Linked DNA regions of Homo sapiens: region 2 is linked to region 1. The links are chromatin loops, found by intact Hi-C in ENCODE. Cell type or tissue: GM12878. All regions are shown on one strand. Links, peaks and the distances in the headings refer to the core of each region. The heading gives the core; the rest is flanking DNA.

The links. Hi-C counts contacts between places; a loop is a spot of excess contacts. Peaks named below come from ENCODE experiments on the same cell type or tissue, not always from the same donor. Only the 100,000 strongest peaks of a DNase experiment are listed, where the experiment ranks them.
Region 2: it touches region 1 in a loop (3.0-fold over the local background); 31 of 110 quality-filtered maps call a loop at or near these places.

What each region holds. Positions count from the first base shown.
Region 1 is chr6:134,637,195-134,645,534 of GRCh38, reverse strand. No RefSeq gene overlaps it. Among named protein-coding and RNA genes, the nearest start is that of LINC03002, 100 kb to the right of the region's middle. In GM12878, for the core only: a CTCF peak has its summit at 4,407 (motif pointing right); a DNase peak (open chromatin) is centred at 4,414; H3K27me3 peaks cover 196 bases.
Region 2 is chr6:134,878,163-134,886,502 of GRCh38, reverse strand. It overlaps LOC101928277 (a long non-coding RNA gene), which reads left to right and starts at 7,139. Exons shown (of 5, transcript XR_001744364.2): 1 at 7,139-7,221. In GM12878, for the core only: a CTCF peak has its summit at 3,859 (motif pointing right); no DNase peak of the experiment used is centred there.

The DNA of each region.
Region 1 (8,340 bases), core at 87-8,086:
TTAAATAGAGGCTTTTATTTTTGAGAGAGTTAAGTCAGTAATGCACTTAGGATCCATTTAAGCCATCACAATTCATAAGTTTTCACTTGTTGAAACATCCATAAGTCTAAATCTAGGTTCTAGGTCTACAAACTACTTGTGAATGTAGAGTCTTAGTAATCAGAGCAAAGCACTGTGACCCCATTCATCCATAATATCAGAGAGTAAGGACTCTTTTTTCTTTTTTTTTTTTTTTTGAGTCTTGCTGTGTTACCCAGGCTGGAGTGCAGTGGCGTGATCTTGGCTCACTGCAACCTTTTCTCCAAGTTTCAAGTGATTCTCCTGCCTCAGCCTCCCAAGTAGCTGGGATTATAGGTGCCTGCCACTACACCTGGCTAATTTTTTATATTTTTAGTAGAGACAGGGTTTTGCCATGGCCAGGCTGGTCTCAAATTCCTGACCTCAGGTGATCCACCTGCCTCGGCCTCCCAAAGTGCTGGGATTATAGGCATGAGTCACCGTGCCTGGTCGAGTAAGGACTCTTAAAGAAAAGGAACACACCTGACTGACTCACCTTGCCCCACCTGTGCCTTGTAACCCAGAGCTCTGCCCACACATGAGTTTCTAATGACCTGGGTGCAGCAAGAGCTCTGCCCTGCTTTTGATGATCAAGGACCCAGTGACTTACAGGGTTGGACATATTCTGACAAGGCACCAGTCTTGACATTGTTCCTAGATAATCTCAAATACTTGGGCCATTCCTTTTAAATTTAGTAACCACATATCCCTTGTGAGGACACATAAACTTTGCCTTTGTGTGTGTGTGTGTGTGTGTGTGAGAGAGAGAGAGAGAGAAAGAGAGAGCTGCGTGATAATTATGGATGTCAGTTTCACTTTGACATTTGGGAACGAAGTGTTTCTACTGGTGAAACTCAAAATTTTGCTTTTATAACAAATACATTCATTATATAAACTCTAAAATACATCAGAAATATTTGGTCATTAAATGATTCACTACTTTTTTTTTTTTGAACCACTCCCCCAGGGAAAGAAAGAACATACTCAGTTTATTTTCTTTTTCCTGGGAGTAGCCCAGTAGAAAATCTGTGTATGGTGGACACACTCATGTGTAAAGAAGTGAAAACTTTAATATTTATCTCCCAACCTGTACCCTATACTTTCTGGGTGGACTCAGGTTTGCCTGCCTTCCTCTATTACACACACCCTCAGAGTTTGAGCTTGCAATGAGTAAAGTAGAAGAAGATGAACCTGAGATTCTTATTTAATTAATTTGAGTGCATTCTCTATCTATGTTCTTCCTTCTTACAAGGAAGCAGCTACACAGAAACATTATAACGATTATATGAAAATAAATGAGTTTAGTAAATGCATATTCCAGTCTAAGCCTTCATTAGCATGGAGCTATTCTAAGCTGAATGGGTTTCTTTGCATTTTTAAACCAGGGTTTCATGCTGAATATTAATATTATGGAACAGTTCCTGGGAAATTACACAGGAGCAAATCTGCTCTAATATTCAATATTTTATGGAAAGCCTGTGTTTAACTTTTTTTTTTGAGGTGAAGTCTTGTTCTGTCTCCCAGGCTGGAGGGCAGGGGTGCAATCTCCACTCACTGCAACTTCCACCTCCCGGGTTCAAGCGATTCTCCTGCCTCAGTCTCCCGAGTAGCTGGGATTACAGGCATGCAGTGTGCCACTACACCTGGCTAATTTTTGTATTTTTAGCAGAGACGGGGTTTTGCCATGTTGGCCAGGCTGGTCTTGAACTCCTGGCCTCAAGTGATGCTCCTGCCTCAACCTCCCAAAGTGCTGGCATTACAGGTGCAAGCCACTGTGACCAGCCTTGTATTAAACTTTTTACTCTCATTTACAAAGCCCTGCATGAGCAAGCCTTGGTCTCGGGGGTTTACCTTATTTTTGACCTCCTTGTCTCCTGGCCTTCTCTCCAGGCATACTGGCTTTCTTTCTTTTCCAACTCACCAAGCTGGTTCCCACCTCAGGTTCTTCGCAATTGCTGTTCTCCTTGCCTGCACTACTCTGCCCTGAGACCTTTGCATGCCCAGTTCCTCCTAAGTGTATTATCATCTTCTTAAGAGGCTGGGTGGCCCACCCTGACGACACTATCCATCCATAGTGCTGCTCAGTACAAAAAGGTAAAGAACAAGTGTGAGTGCAATTTTAGATGCTCAAGTAGCCACAGTGAAAGCACATAAAAAGAGGTTAAATCCTTCTTCATGATATTTTTATTTAATCCAGTATATCTAAGATATTTTCAACGATTAGTATAAAAATGTTAATGAGATAATTTTCTATTCTTTTTCTCATACTAAGTTTTTGAAATTCAGTTCATCTCTTACAGCACATCTCAACATGGACTGGACACATTTCAAATACTCAGGAGGCACATATGGCTAGTGGCAACTGTATTGGACAGCACAGATCTAAAACAAACCCTCACCTCCAGCCACTCTCAATCACATCGCCCTGCTTTATCATGATTGTAACGCTTATTAGTGTTTGAAATTACCTGGCTTATTTACTTGAACATTATTCCGCCTTGTTCTCTATCTGTACCCTGCCCATGAAAAGTAAAGTCCAAAAGACCAAGGGCTTCATTTTATTCTTTGTTGTGTTTTCAAAGCTTAGTATATTGCGAGTTTTCAATAAATATTTATTGAAAGTTAAATGAATGAGAAACAAATGTAATGTTAAAAACAGTGGAATCTGTATGTGGCTTTTACTGTTTCAGTTTTCCCTCCCTTGTGCGATATTTCAGATAGATGATGAAATGATAATATCAACCCCACAAGTGTTACTCCCCTTCCTCTCCATTTCCATGTCCCAGTGTAACTATTGGGCATTGTCTGTGTCCTATATTTTTTCTGGTATGAATTGACTTATAAAGAGAAAGCATTTTCTGATCTACTTTAGACCTAGTCTCAAGTTAGCATTCAACTCACACTAAGCAGGGAAAAAAAACAAACATCTGGACTTTCTCTTCTTTCTTCCATTAACCATTACAAGATTTTTTCAGACAGTAGTCAAGCTGTAACTTGTATTTATTATCTTTTTAGCCAATGGGAGGAAAACCAGGATCTGTGATCAGTTGCAGGCCTTGGAAACTTCCAAGACACCCAGAGTCCTGGGAATTTCCCTCCATTGCCGCTCTGGAGCTGACCCAGGCTTGCCTGCTACTGCGGCTGTATGTCACAGTAGGCAAGGGTTCCAGATCTGTCTGTGCTTATTGCCTCCATCTGTAAAGAATAAACTACAATTATTGCTTATTCCAATATAAGGCTATAGAGAAAATAACAACAGAGTACTTTATGCCCAGTAATGAAAAGCATTGTTCGTGGCCCTACAAAGCAATGGGCATTGCCTTAGTAATTAAGCTTATGTTCCATGCACAGATACTACAATTAAAAACTTTCAGAGTCTTGGAGGGTGGATCCATACTATAGGCAAAGGATAAAAAATAAGTAGGATTTGAAAAGCATGCTTACTCTTTGTAAACTTAGAGAACTTTGAGAAAAGAGAAAAGTTTCTGCAAGCTAGTTTTGGCATTTAATTACATTAGCGTACAACTATTCCTTGGTGAGACAGAATGAAGAGAACCTTGACCCAATTCAGTCCCACCCCTTCCCTATCTTCTCCTCTCTTCTTCCCCTGGTTATCTTTGAAATTATACTCCAGGATAAGCCTGGCTTTGGTTTATCTGCAAACAAAAGGGCTGTCAAATTTAAGAATGTTATGTTTTCGCTTCAGAATTCATTCATTCATTTAAAAATTATGTTGTACACCTATGGGAAATGCAAATGTAAATAAGACCTTAGAGGGGCTTACATTTTAGCAGATTGTACATTCATTAAACAATTTAGTTATTCAATTACAATCGTAATGGGTGCCTTGAAGGAGAAGAATCAGGTGGTATGAGAAGATTTAAGGAAGTCCTGATTGAGACTTTCCTGTGAAGGTGGCCCTTCAGCTACATTCTGAAGGAGAGATACGATTTAGGAGATGAAGGGGGTGAGGAAGTTTTTAGGCAGAGAGAGAAGCACATGTCAGTGTGTTGAGTCAGGGAATAACCTGGCATAATCAAGAGACCCAGACATGGCCAGGGTGGACCAGCCAGCACCCCAGAGGGCTCCCAGATGAGAGGCTAATGAAGCAACAAGAGCCAGAGCCCAGAGCCTCTGCCATTCTCCCCAGTGGTGCTTCCTGTTACAGAATTGAGAGATCCTCTTCATTCATTTCCCTGACACTTGCATATTTAGGAGGTATCTGACATGTGACGCACTGAAAAGTTGTGGCTTTGCTCATGTGCTATAAGCAGTAGAGACACAATTCCTTCTGCTTCTGTCTGGAACATATCTCAGCTGACTCATCTGCTGCAGTAGCAGACAATGAGCACCAGGGGGCAGAAAGCATTCTTCTGTGTTTGCTCTGGTAGACCACAAAATGGTGAAATGTGCACTCACTTTGACCTAAAGTATTAAACAAGGAATTAGCTACTACCATGATTGGAGGTCATTGCCTTTCTAATCTTACCCAAGCATTACACAAGAAACCAACAAAACTCTTGGTGAGTTTATTGAGTATGATTTAATTCACTCTGAATTAAACCAGGAAGCGTAACTAACATGTCTTAATGAAGCTGTGACTGTCACATGATGATGGTTTAGAAAGAAGAGGGCCATTTGAGGGGATGTCTCAAAATATTGTACTAGGGAAACAAGGAAGGACGAACCATAGAAGCACAGTCTTCAGCTGTCTTCCAAGACTGTTTCCAGGTAGAAATGAGAGGTGGAAACCGTAAGAGAGGTGCAGAAGGTCTTAAATATGTAATTGGGTAGGTCAATGCAATTTGAGAGTTGATAAGCTATTAATACGAAGACAATGTGACTTTTGGCAGCTATGTTTCCAACAAATGATTACCTCTGGGGAAAACCGATAAATAAACAAGGCTTCTCATTACAACAAATTGGTCATGGATTGGGTGGTATTAACCTCACACTAATCATGTCTTACTGATTGATGCAGATGGAAGTCTCATGCCAGTCACGAGTCAAACCAAATAATTAGCAGATGTCACCAATGCCGATCTGCTGATGTCTAAAAATGGAACAAGTGAATCAGCAAACTATTTAGGAAAGTAAGGCTATGCCAACCATTCTGTCATTAAGAGCCTTGTAAGGGCAATATGGTCTATGTGTCATCAGGGTCCCTCAGCGTGACCATGAAAAAGAAAATGGATACCTATATGCTAAACATAACTATAACCATTGACTATGTGTATAAATACCATATTATGTAGATTATTTTTAAAGTCTCAAAAAGTACTTAAAACTAATTACTAGGACAATGCCTCCCTGTTATTATTGTTATTGTCACTGTCATCATCAAAAGCAAATGGCACTGGTTAAAGTGAGGCATGATCTTTTTTCTCTGGAAGTACATACTTTGATAATAAAATACTAATACACATGAATGTAAGAAATATATAAGTAAATATACATGGAGCTAATATAGAAAAGCCTAACACAGGCATCACTGAAATAAGAAAGGAAAGTTTGATTTACTGAAACTTAATAGACATACTTATGTGACAGTTATTATGCTGGGCACTTTATAAACATTGCTATATTTATATTTCATAGCAATCCTGTGGAGTTGGGTTTACCATTACCTTCATTTTACAATAGACTTGGGAAAGTGGAGTAATTTGTATAGCAAGTGGCAGAGTCAAATATGGAAACAAGTCTGTCCGTAGGGACCTTTGTTAATATTGGTCACCCAACATCCATCTCCACTTCCTATCAACATCTTCCATTTCCTTTGGAGGATTTGCTTTTCCCCCATTGTGGAGAGTTCTAGTAGATCAGAAAATTCAGATAATCTGTTCTTCCTCAATGAAAGTAAAGAGTAGCCTCTGGACAGATTCTTTCTGTTGAAAGGATCTGGAGGGAAGGCCTTCTAAGATCTAAGCCTGGTCAACTGGACTTTCAACCCAGATACAAGGAGGGAAGAAACTGTTCCTGCCAAAAGTCTCTTTCCTTGTTCCTATTCTACTTCTGGAACTGCTCCTTCAGACTTCCATTGATTTGGTGTGTTGTGGTCACCAATATCCTTCTAATAAATTGAATCATAGTTGCCCATACCAAAGAACCTAATGCCTCAAAGTAAATTCACTTTCAACCCCTCCAAACTTCAATCGTGCCAAGAAAATACAATATTTTTAATCTCTATTTCAAATACTGAAATAACTTCACAAATAATAGGTTAGGTAGAAGTCTTTGTCACAAATAGAATAATTTGCAAATCAAAGCAATGTTAACCTTTGTTTTCATCGCAATCATTATTTTTGTGTAAATTCAATACATGGAGTTGGTTATATCTATGTAACAATAGCTTATCTTTTAGGTAGATTAGAATTTTTTCTAAGACTACCATTTATACTTTTTTCTTTTTCTTTTTCTTTTTTTTTTTTTTTTTTGAGATGGAGTCTCACTGTGTCACCCAGTCTGGAGTGCAGTGGCACTATCTCGGCTCACTGCAATGTCTGCCTCCCAGACTCAGGTGATTCTCGTGCCTCAGCCTCCCGAGTAGCGGGGACTACAGGCGCCTGCCACCACACTCAGCTAATTTTTGTATTATTATTATTTTTTTAGTAGAGACGGGGTTTCATCATGTTGGTCAGGCTGGTCTCGAACTTCTGACCTCAAGTGATCCACCTGCCTTGGCCTTCCAAAGTGCTGGGATTACAGGTGTGAGCCACTGCCCTGAGACCATTTATACTCTTTTCTGACATGATTCCTTCCCTTTGTAATACAAAAGTAAACTCCAGCTGCTTACTGTGTCTAGATAGGCCAATTCTGAATTTGTAGGTAATTCACAGTAATTGCTCTTATTAACTGAATTCTTACCAAGTGTTACAAACTATGCTGAACTCTTCCCATACAGTAATTGTGTGTGGTAAATGTTATTATCCCATCTCACACAAGAAGCTGAGGCTTGGAGAAATTAACTGACTTTCAAACAGTAACATATCTAAGAAATCATAAAGCCAGCCCTTGAACCTGGTCTGCTGAGCTCAAAACTTAATATATTCCTACTAGGTTATTCTGCTCAGCTGTTCTACTGAAGGTAGGGTTCTTGCTCTTCACCATAGCCATTTAAGGTGGGCCTCATTGTCCCAAATTCACAGAGAAGAAAATCATGACCAAGAAAAGTGAAGTGTCTTGTCACAAGCACACTGATTGTAGCTGAGTCAGTTTTCAAGAAAGAGGTCTTTGTCATTTTAAAACTGCCACTACACTGAGCTACCTGCTTGGGAGGTTTCAGGGTCTGTGGATTAAGTAAAATCACCATCACAGCATGTTTATAAAATGAGTAGGATTCGCCCAGTGCATTGCATGTTTCTAAGAATGCACTTTTATCAATGCTTTTAAGTCACTAGGGCACAACAGTAGATGCTCAATAAATATGTGCTGACTCAATAGAACTGAACTGTTAAAACATTAGTTCTCCTCTAATAGGCTTGGCAAAACAGCATTCTGGAGTGAGAAGGGATTTGAAAGGTAACTTTTCTCCATTATTTTATCCCAGTGAAGATACTAAGGGCCAAAATTTGCTCAAGGTCACAGAATTTCTGAGTCTCAAATGAGGAACTAGAGTGCAGGTCTTTAGATTCTCAGGTGAATGCTTTCTCCACCACAGGATACTTCCTCCCTGGGTACAATTTAAATGGAAAGCACAGACTAGTTTAAGAGAATATCAGTGGCCTGATTAGACAGTGAAGTTTCAATTCTTGCAAAAGTATTTTTATGTGAGGGCATTTGCCTACTGAACAGATCCTAGGTATATGGAATTAAATGCATTTTAGGATTGCCTAATTTGGAGAGTAAGTGCTTGATGGAAAAATAATGAAATTTTAGCAGACAAGGAGACAGTGTGATGGCGGTGGTGGGAGCAGAAGAAATGTGGGCTGCCCACTCGCACTTCTACCTCTAAACATTCTCTAAAGCTGCGAGGTATTCCTCTTGTGCTCAGCTCACTAAGTGATCGCCCCCTCTTCTCTCCTTCCCCCTGCTAAATAATCTTAAGGAGATCTTGATTGGCAGCTTGCTTTAGTCTACCCACACAGTACGAGGAGCTCTCACTCCCATCCCTAAAACACACTTTCTCAGCCCTCATATTTCATGTATCTTATTTTTCATTGCTCACTCACATTTAGATAGGAGTTTTGGCAATTCCTAAAGGACTGTGTCTTAGTTTTTTTTCCATATATCACCAACACTGTGAAATACAAAGCTGAGGATGAAGGGAAAGTAGACAACACAGGC
Region 2 (8,340 bases), core at 123-8,122, 240 kb before region 1:
AAATTAAACTCGTGTGTTTAGGTTTTTGTGCTCAAATTTTTCTGTTACTTGCTGCCAAAAGCATCCCTAACTGATATAGTATGCCTGTCAGATTTTCAAATGTTTGGAAACTGAGAAGAAGTGTAAACATATGTGCTGACAGAATGTAAATTTAAAAAGTATATCCTTTGATTTATTTATCCACCAAATATTAAATACTTTCCAGGTACAAGATCTAGTGCTAGGTCTGGGCTGAAATGCTGTCAAAAAAATAAAACACTAAAGGGAGTAACAAAAACATGCCACATTTAGGTTCAGCACAGTTAAGTGCACAAGTGTAGGACTGAAGTAACCTTGTTTACTTGAGTATCTAATAAAAAGATCCTCCCCCTTGTCCTGCACAGACACAGACTGAGCACACTTACAGGCTCTGCTCTGTGAACCAAAGCAGGGAGATGTTATCATCCTCTTCAATACTCTGATTTTTAGGACACTTTTAAGGCAATGTGCTCAGTAATGCTGGCCCCTGTATGTAGAAGGACATTGACAAAATGGACAATCTGGAATGGCTGTGGTGATCTAACCTTTGGAGGAAAAACGGGTGTTGAGATATGTGTAATCATATGTGATATGTGTAATCATATCTGATACCTACCTCTGGGGGTTTGCAAGTCTTTGGATAGTCCACTTAGCACAGGAGTGACCTCACATTATTGAACCCAACGCTGAAGTTGGAAGGCTATTTAAAAAGTTGTTGCACAAATTCTTACTGTCCTGAGAGGAAGATGATTTCTAAGTCTCCCTCCTGCCCAAACCTTTATAATGAAAGAAAATTAAATAATTAGTCAATCAATTAATTCATTATTTATGCATTATTTGCAATGTGAAACAATGTCTAACCAATTCTTTTCCCAATTCTTTTCTCAATTCTTATTCTTCTAGATGTCTCGGGGGTCTTTAAAACACTGTCAATGCTTCTCTTAGGCTTTGGGTCAGAATCCTTCTCTTTAGCTTTTTTTTTTTTTCTTCCTTTTCATTTTCTTTCCATGTGACCATTCCCTTGGTTAATATAGAGAATTATTATTTTTTGTATTTTTTATTGACATATCACAATTGTATATATTTTGGGGGTATATGTAATATTTTGATACATGCATACAATGTGTAATGATCAAATCAGGATAATTGAAATATCAATCACCTCAAACATTTATCATTTCTTTGTGTTGAGAACATCCAAAATCTTCTCCTCTATTTTGAAATATACAATAAATTATTGTTAACTATAGTCGTCCTACTGTGCTATTGAACACTAGAACTTATTCCTTCTATCTAATTGTATGTTTATATGCATTAACCCCCCTCTCTCCATCTCCCCTCCTCTACACTCTTTCCAGCCTCTGGTAACCATCATTCTGTTCTCTACCTCCATGAAATCAACTTTGTAAGCTCCCATATATGAGTGAAAACGTGATATTTGTTTTTCTGTGCCTGGCTTATTTCGCTTAACATAATGACCTGCAGTTCCATCTGTGATGCTGTAAATGACAGGATTTCATTCTTCTTTATGGCTGAATAATATTCCATTATGTACATGTACCACATTTTCTTTATCCATGCATTCATTGATGGGCATTTTAGTTGATTCCATATCTTGGCTATTGTGAATAGTGCTGCAATAAACATGGGAATGCAGAAATTTCTTTGATTACTGATTTCCTTTCTTTTGAGTATATACGCAGCAGTGGGATTGCTGGCTAATATGGTAGTTCTGTTTTTAGTTCTTTGAGGAACCTCCATACTGTTTCCCATAATGGCTGTACTACTTTACATCCCTACCAACAGTGTCAGAGCGTTCCCCTTTCTCAACCTCACTGGCATTTGTTAATTTTTGTCTTTTTGACAACAGTCATTCCAACTGGGGTAAGATGTTCTCTTGTTGTGGTTTTTGATTTGCAGTTACCTGATGATTAGTAGTTTGAGCATTTTCTCATACACCTGTTGGCCGTTTACATGCCTTCTTTTAAGAAACGTCTATTCAGATCTTTTGCTTATTTTTTTAATTGGATCATTTTGGGGGTTTTTTCTTGTTTTGTTTGCTTGTTTGTTTTTTGCTATTGACTTGTTTGAGTTTCTTGTATTTTCTGGTTATTTATCCTTGTTGAATGGACAGCTTGCAAATATTTTCTCCCATTCTGTAGGTTGTCTCTTCACTTTTTAAAATGGTTTCCTTTGCTGTGCAGAAGCTTTTTAGCTTGAGGTAATCCCATCTGCCTATTTTTACTTTGTTGCCTGAGCTTTTGAGGTCTTAATCAAAAACCCTTTGCCCAGATCAATGTCCTGAAGCATTTCCCCAAAGTTTTCCTCTAGCAGTTTCATAGTTTTTTAGCTCTTACATTCATGTCTTTAGAATTATTTTAAATTGGCCAGGCGCGGTGGCTCACACCGGTAATCCCAGCACTTTGGGAGGCTGAGGTGGGCAGATCACGAGGTCAGGAGATCAAGACCATCCTGGCTAACACAGTGAAACCCCATCTCTACAAAAAATACAAAAAATTAGCCGGGCAGGGTGGCGGGCACCTGTAGTCCCAGCTACTCAGGAGGCTGAGGGAAGAGAATGGCGTGAACCCAGGAGGCAGAGGTTGCAGTGAGCCTAGATCCCGCCACTGCCCTCCAGCCTGGGCGACAGAGCAAGACTCTTTCTCACAAAAAAAAAAAAAAATTATATTAAGTTAGAGTATATTGTTTGATACAAAAAAGTATCAAAGAGCCAGATTTCTCTGCTGCTTTTACATACACATTTGTGACCTTGAAAATCCTCTTTCTACCACTCTGCCTTTTACACATTCAGGGCATCTTTTCACATCTTAGAATCATTCCTTCCTGCATGTGATTGCCAGGTGAGTCTTCTTAAGACACAGTTCTTATCACTTTATTTTCCTTCCCAGAAATCTTCAATGCTTTTCAATTGCTTACAATAATAAGCTCAAACTTCCTTATCCTTGCATTTACAGAATCATCATGTCTCAGCTTCCTTTTCCTGCCTTATCTCAAACTATTCTCCTAAAAATTCCTACTCAGGTTAAATTGATTTTCCTGGTGTTTCTCAAGCACATTTCATTTTTTTCTTATCAAAAACGTTTAACATGTTCTTGGTCTCCATTTTTTGGTGCTTACTTCAGTTTTTCTTATTATCCATGAATTTCATCAAAATTCTTGTTATTTTTTCACATGTGGCTCAAGAAACCCTTAAATTCTTTCTGCCCCCAGCCAGAAATACTGGCTCTCAGAGTAGCCATTGGTCTATACCACTCTTGAACATACTTTATTTGTTTAATAGCGTGATTATTAACTTTTATAATTACTATTTATCTTTGTATACTTTAATGCCAAGTCTCCAAAACAAGAGATCAGGAACATATCTTACATTTCTCCATACATCTTTCAGTACACAAAATGTCCCGTGTTTAACAGAACTCAGTAAATACATGTGGCTAAATTCTAGAGCTGGAAGGAGACTTGGAGGTCTGGGAAGCTGATGAGTTGGGTGGCTGTTTAATGAAGCCTGAACTAAGGGAGACTTCAGCCCTGTGATCCTAGCTGTGTCCTCTAAATAACAGATTTTGACTAACTGGCTTTTACTAGCACATATCATTGAGTCTGATTTATAAAGAAAGATGTATAGCATGGGTGAATAGTTTGAAGCAAAAATAAATCTAAAACATGGCTAAAATTAACCTGCGGAGAAATCTTTCCGCAGTTTGGTGGTCTTGAAAACTCAGCTTTTGATTAAGATTAATGTTCCTGATTTCATATTCAGTAGAAACCCAGGCTGACGATTCGTCATTTCACTTATCACATGCAACACCACTGCATCCCAGCAGGTGACGCTGCTTCTCTGCAGAATATTTTTCCTGGCGCTTAACAGCCTTTCCAATTCTCACAAGCTCTGCTCCTGCAAAGGCCTGACCCAGAAAAGCAATTTTAATCTTTTACGTCAGTAGAAATAGGAATCGCTTATATTTAGTACATATTCCTTGCTAGACACGCGTTTCAAAGAGCCAGTTTTGGTTTGTTTTCCTTTGAATATTTCAGACCTTGGAAGACTTGGGTCTTCCCTGAGCCCTTCCCACATCAAGGAGGTCTTTCAGGTACTATCATCAACTGAGACTGAGAGGGCTTGAGTAGGTTTCGAATCCCACCCCTTCTTTCCACATGCGAGCATCTTGAAGCCCAGATCCCCTGTCAATGTCATTCATAAAGTCAAAGGCAGAGCCAGGGGTCAAACTCCTCTCAGTCATCATCACTGTCCCACCCTGTCTTGGCCCTTACCCCGCTCAACAGAACGGGGCATGCTGCACCCTAAACTGTAATGTGACAAAAGCCAACACTGGTCTCAGTCCAAGAAGCCACTCTCCGAAAACAAGAGAGCTTTGGTAACATCATTGTGTGTGTGTGTGTGTGTGTGTGTGTGTGTGTGTGTGTGTGTTAGTGTTAGGGATTCTCTTTGTCTCATTCCTCTCTGTAGCATCTGGTCTGTGATATTCTCTTTGTCTCATTCCTCTCTATAGCATCTGGCCTGTGATAAGCCCTCAACAAGGAAGGAAAGGAAGAAGGGGGAGTGTGTTATGGGCTGAATTGTGCCCCCCACAAATTCATAGGTTGAAGTCAGCCCCTGTATCTCAGAATGTGACCTTTAAAGAGGTGATTAAGTTAAAATGGGGCTTTTAAGGTGGGTCCTCATCCAATCTGACTGGTGTCCTAATGAGAGAGGAGATCAGGACATGAGGAGAGACACAGGTTTTCACAGAGGCAAGACCCTGTGCAGTCAGCAAGAGGGCTGCCATGTGCAAGCCAAGGAAAGAGGCCTCAGAGGAAGCCAACCCTGCTGGCACCTTGATTGTGGACTTCCAGCCTCTAGAACTGTGAGAAAATACATTTGTGTTGTTTTAGCCACTCAGTCTGTGGTATTTTATTTTATTTTATTTTCCTTTATTTTATTTTATTTCATTTCCTGAGACGGATTCTCACTCTGTTGCCCAGGCTGGAGTGCAGTTGTGTGATCTCAGCTCATGGCAGCCTCTGCCTCCTGGGTTCAAGCAATTCTTCTGCCTCAGCCTCCCAAGTAGCTGGGATCACAGGCATGCACCACCATGCCCGGCTAATTTTTGTATTTTTAGTACAGACGAGGTTTCACCATGTTGGCCAGGATGGTCTCAAATTCCTGACCTCAAGTGATTCGTCTGTCTTGGCCTCCCAAAGTGCTGGGATTACAGGCGTGAGCCACCGTGCCTGGCCTGTGGTATTTTTTTATGGCAGCCCAAGAGAACTAATATAGGAGAGAGGGAAGAAAGGAAAGAAGAGAGGAGAGGAGGGGAGGAAGGGAGGAGAAAAGAGGGGAGGAAGGAAGGAAGGAAGGAAAAAGAAGGGAGGAAAATAAGGAAGAAAGAATAGGAGAACAAAAGCAAAAGAGGGAGGGAGGAGCTTGGTGACTTGTAGCAACTCCTAATAACCAGTGACATCTGGTAGATCTGGAGATGATTCAACTCGGTTTAGAGCACTCTTATAAATAAGATATAAAACACTTTCTGACCAACTGAATTATTTCGTTAGCTCTTATTTCCTCCTATTTCCACTCAGACAATAAGTTAAAAAATGAATTCAGTGGCTTGTGTATCTGGGTGTGAATAAATCTTCACCTGCCACTTGGATGAGATCTGGCAGCAGCGGGCAGACATCATGGCAGCTCCCTGCATTTCCTCTGCTGACATCGTGGAAACTGCCCATTTAGGAGGGCAGATGGAACGTGGAAGTTTTTGGGAACAAGTCTATATTCACAGTCAGAAAAATTCCAGGAAATCCAAACACATGGTTTTATTAGATTCATGTCTAGAATGAGAATTATTACTCTAAGTAGAAGCAGAGCCTAAGAGGCTGTGGCCCCAGACAGGAAGTATAGCCTCTCCTATTTCTGACTCAAACATGAATTATTGGCTTTTCTTTCTTATGATACATCTAATTTTACAGGCAAAGCCTAAATGACCTGAGTTTTAGTTCTGTAATTTTCCTTCAGACCCGGTTCCTCCATGGGGCAATGTCTTATGCTGTGGATCTCACTTGACCTCCTTAACCGCCCCCCAACTCACCTGTCCTATGTCCCATTCCCTCTGGATCTCGAGAGTTGGTGAAATACATTGATCTGAACTGATGTGATAATTCATGTCTTAGAGAACCTATTTGATTATTACCACAGATCTCCCGGAAATATAACACTTTAGCTCGGGAGTTAAATCCATTCCACCAGTGGAGATTTCTAAGGGAGGTCCCTTTGTATCACTTCTGGATTCCATTTGGTTTCCTGCCAGTCATACCACCTGGGCACCCATATGGTTTCGCAAATGAAGGAAGAGATTGCATAAGAAAAATCGTTCATTTAGTAAGCACAATTGAGACCCTACTAGGTGCCAGGCACTGTGTTGTCAGGAGCTGAGGCACAAAGACCAAGCAAAAATAGGTCTGCTCCTTGAGGGAAGAGACAGACTTTTTACTGCAGAGTGTTGAGTGGTGGGATTGGGCGGCTGTCTTAGGGGGAGAAAAGGATGGATATCAGGGTTTTTAAAGAGGTAGATTGCAACAAATGGTAGCTGCCCAATGCCAATGGAGAGGGAGAGGACAGAATCAAAGATGACTTCCAGTTTTATTTTGGAAACCAGGTGGATAGAATAATGTAGCTATATAGGGAAAATCATAGTTACACAAAAGCAAGTGTGTGTGCGTGTGTATGCACGTCTATGCTTGTGTGAGAAAATGTGAATATGTTGGAGAATGGGATGGTATATTTTCAGTTTAGAAGACTAATAGCTTTTTTTTTTTTTTTTGAGATGCAGTCTTGCTCAGTCACCCAGGCTGGAGTTCAGTGGTGCAATCTTGGCTCACTGCAAGCTCCACCTCCCAGGTTCACGCCATTCTCCTGCCTCAGCCTCCAGAGTAGCTGGGACCACAGGTGCCTGCCACCATGCCTGGCTAATTTTTTTTTTTTTTTTTGTATTTTTAGTAGAGACAGGGTTTCACCGTGATAGCCAGGATGGTCTCGATCTCCTGACCTTGTGATCCGCCTGCCTCGGCCTCCCAAAGTGCTGGGATTACAGGCGTCAGCCACCACACCCGGCCAGAAGACTAATAAGTTTAAGCCTAAAAAAATGTAAGCCTCAGGAGACCTCATTGGTACCAACCAGAAATACAGTACGTATCACCCTCTTTAACGTAGCCTTACAATTTTAATCATTAAGAGACTAGGCTTGTTTTTTTTGTCCACTCTGTATGAGGTCAAATATGCACAGTTCTTTCATTTCAAGCTCTTATAACTAAGAAAAACTGTACAGATAAGGACTGTAAGAACAACTGTGCACACACGTAATTTGAATTTCATGCAATTTTCAGGTCATAAAACTTTTTTTTTTAAGCATTAAATAATGGAATATTCATTCTTGGGTCATGGGTTGTACAGAAACAGTCAGTGGGCCAGATCTGGCATAGGGGCTATAGTTTGCTCACCTCTGCTATAAGACCATGGTTAGAAGTAATGTGTTTTCTAACAGCAATAGAAATTTGTTAAAGGGGTTTAAGGAGGTCTTGGGGGAGATTTGTGACATAATTTTATTCATTTGTAAAATGAATGAAATTTAAGAATATTTATGAAATTCTTTTTTTTAAAAAATAATTTCAACTTTTATTTTAGATTCAGGGGTTACATGTGCAGGTTTGTTACCTGGGTATATTGCATGATGCTGAGGTTTGGGATATACTTGATCCCACCACCCTATAAAATTGTTTTCCAAAATGACTTTGAAGACTGTATGGAGGAGGAATGTGAGGGGCTATGTGTGAAAACAGAGAGGCACCTTAGGAGTTTGGAGTGTGAAAACAGAGAGGCACCTTAGGAGTTTGGAGCAGTGGTCCGAGTGGCTGGGTGAGGGTGTGGTGGGATCTATGGAGCGTAAGCAGGGCAGCTGCCTGCCTGCAGAGAGAACTAACAAGGGCTCAAATCCCACCCTGCATCAGATTCGGGCTGGGTCTTTCTACACATCTCTTTATTGAGGCCAACTGCAAATCTCCACATTTCCTCGAACATTCCTATTTTCAGCTTTCTAGATGCCTGAAATTCTTGCCTTGCTAGTCCCATATTTCTGTAATGAGCATTGTCCCCAGAAAGCTCTTGTCACCTAGGAGATTGATATACTCACAAACTGAAAGAAGCAAATTGTTTGCCACCTATAATTTGTCAGATAATTTGGCTTTAATACTTGAGAGTAGATATCATGGCCCAAAAGGAAAGAAGGAATGATGCATTTTGAGTGGGTG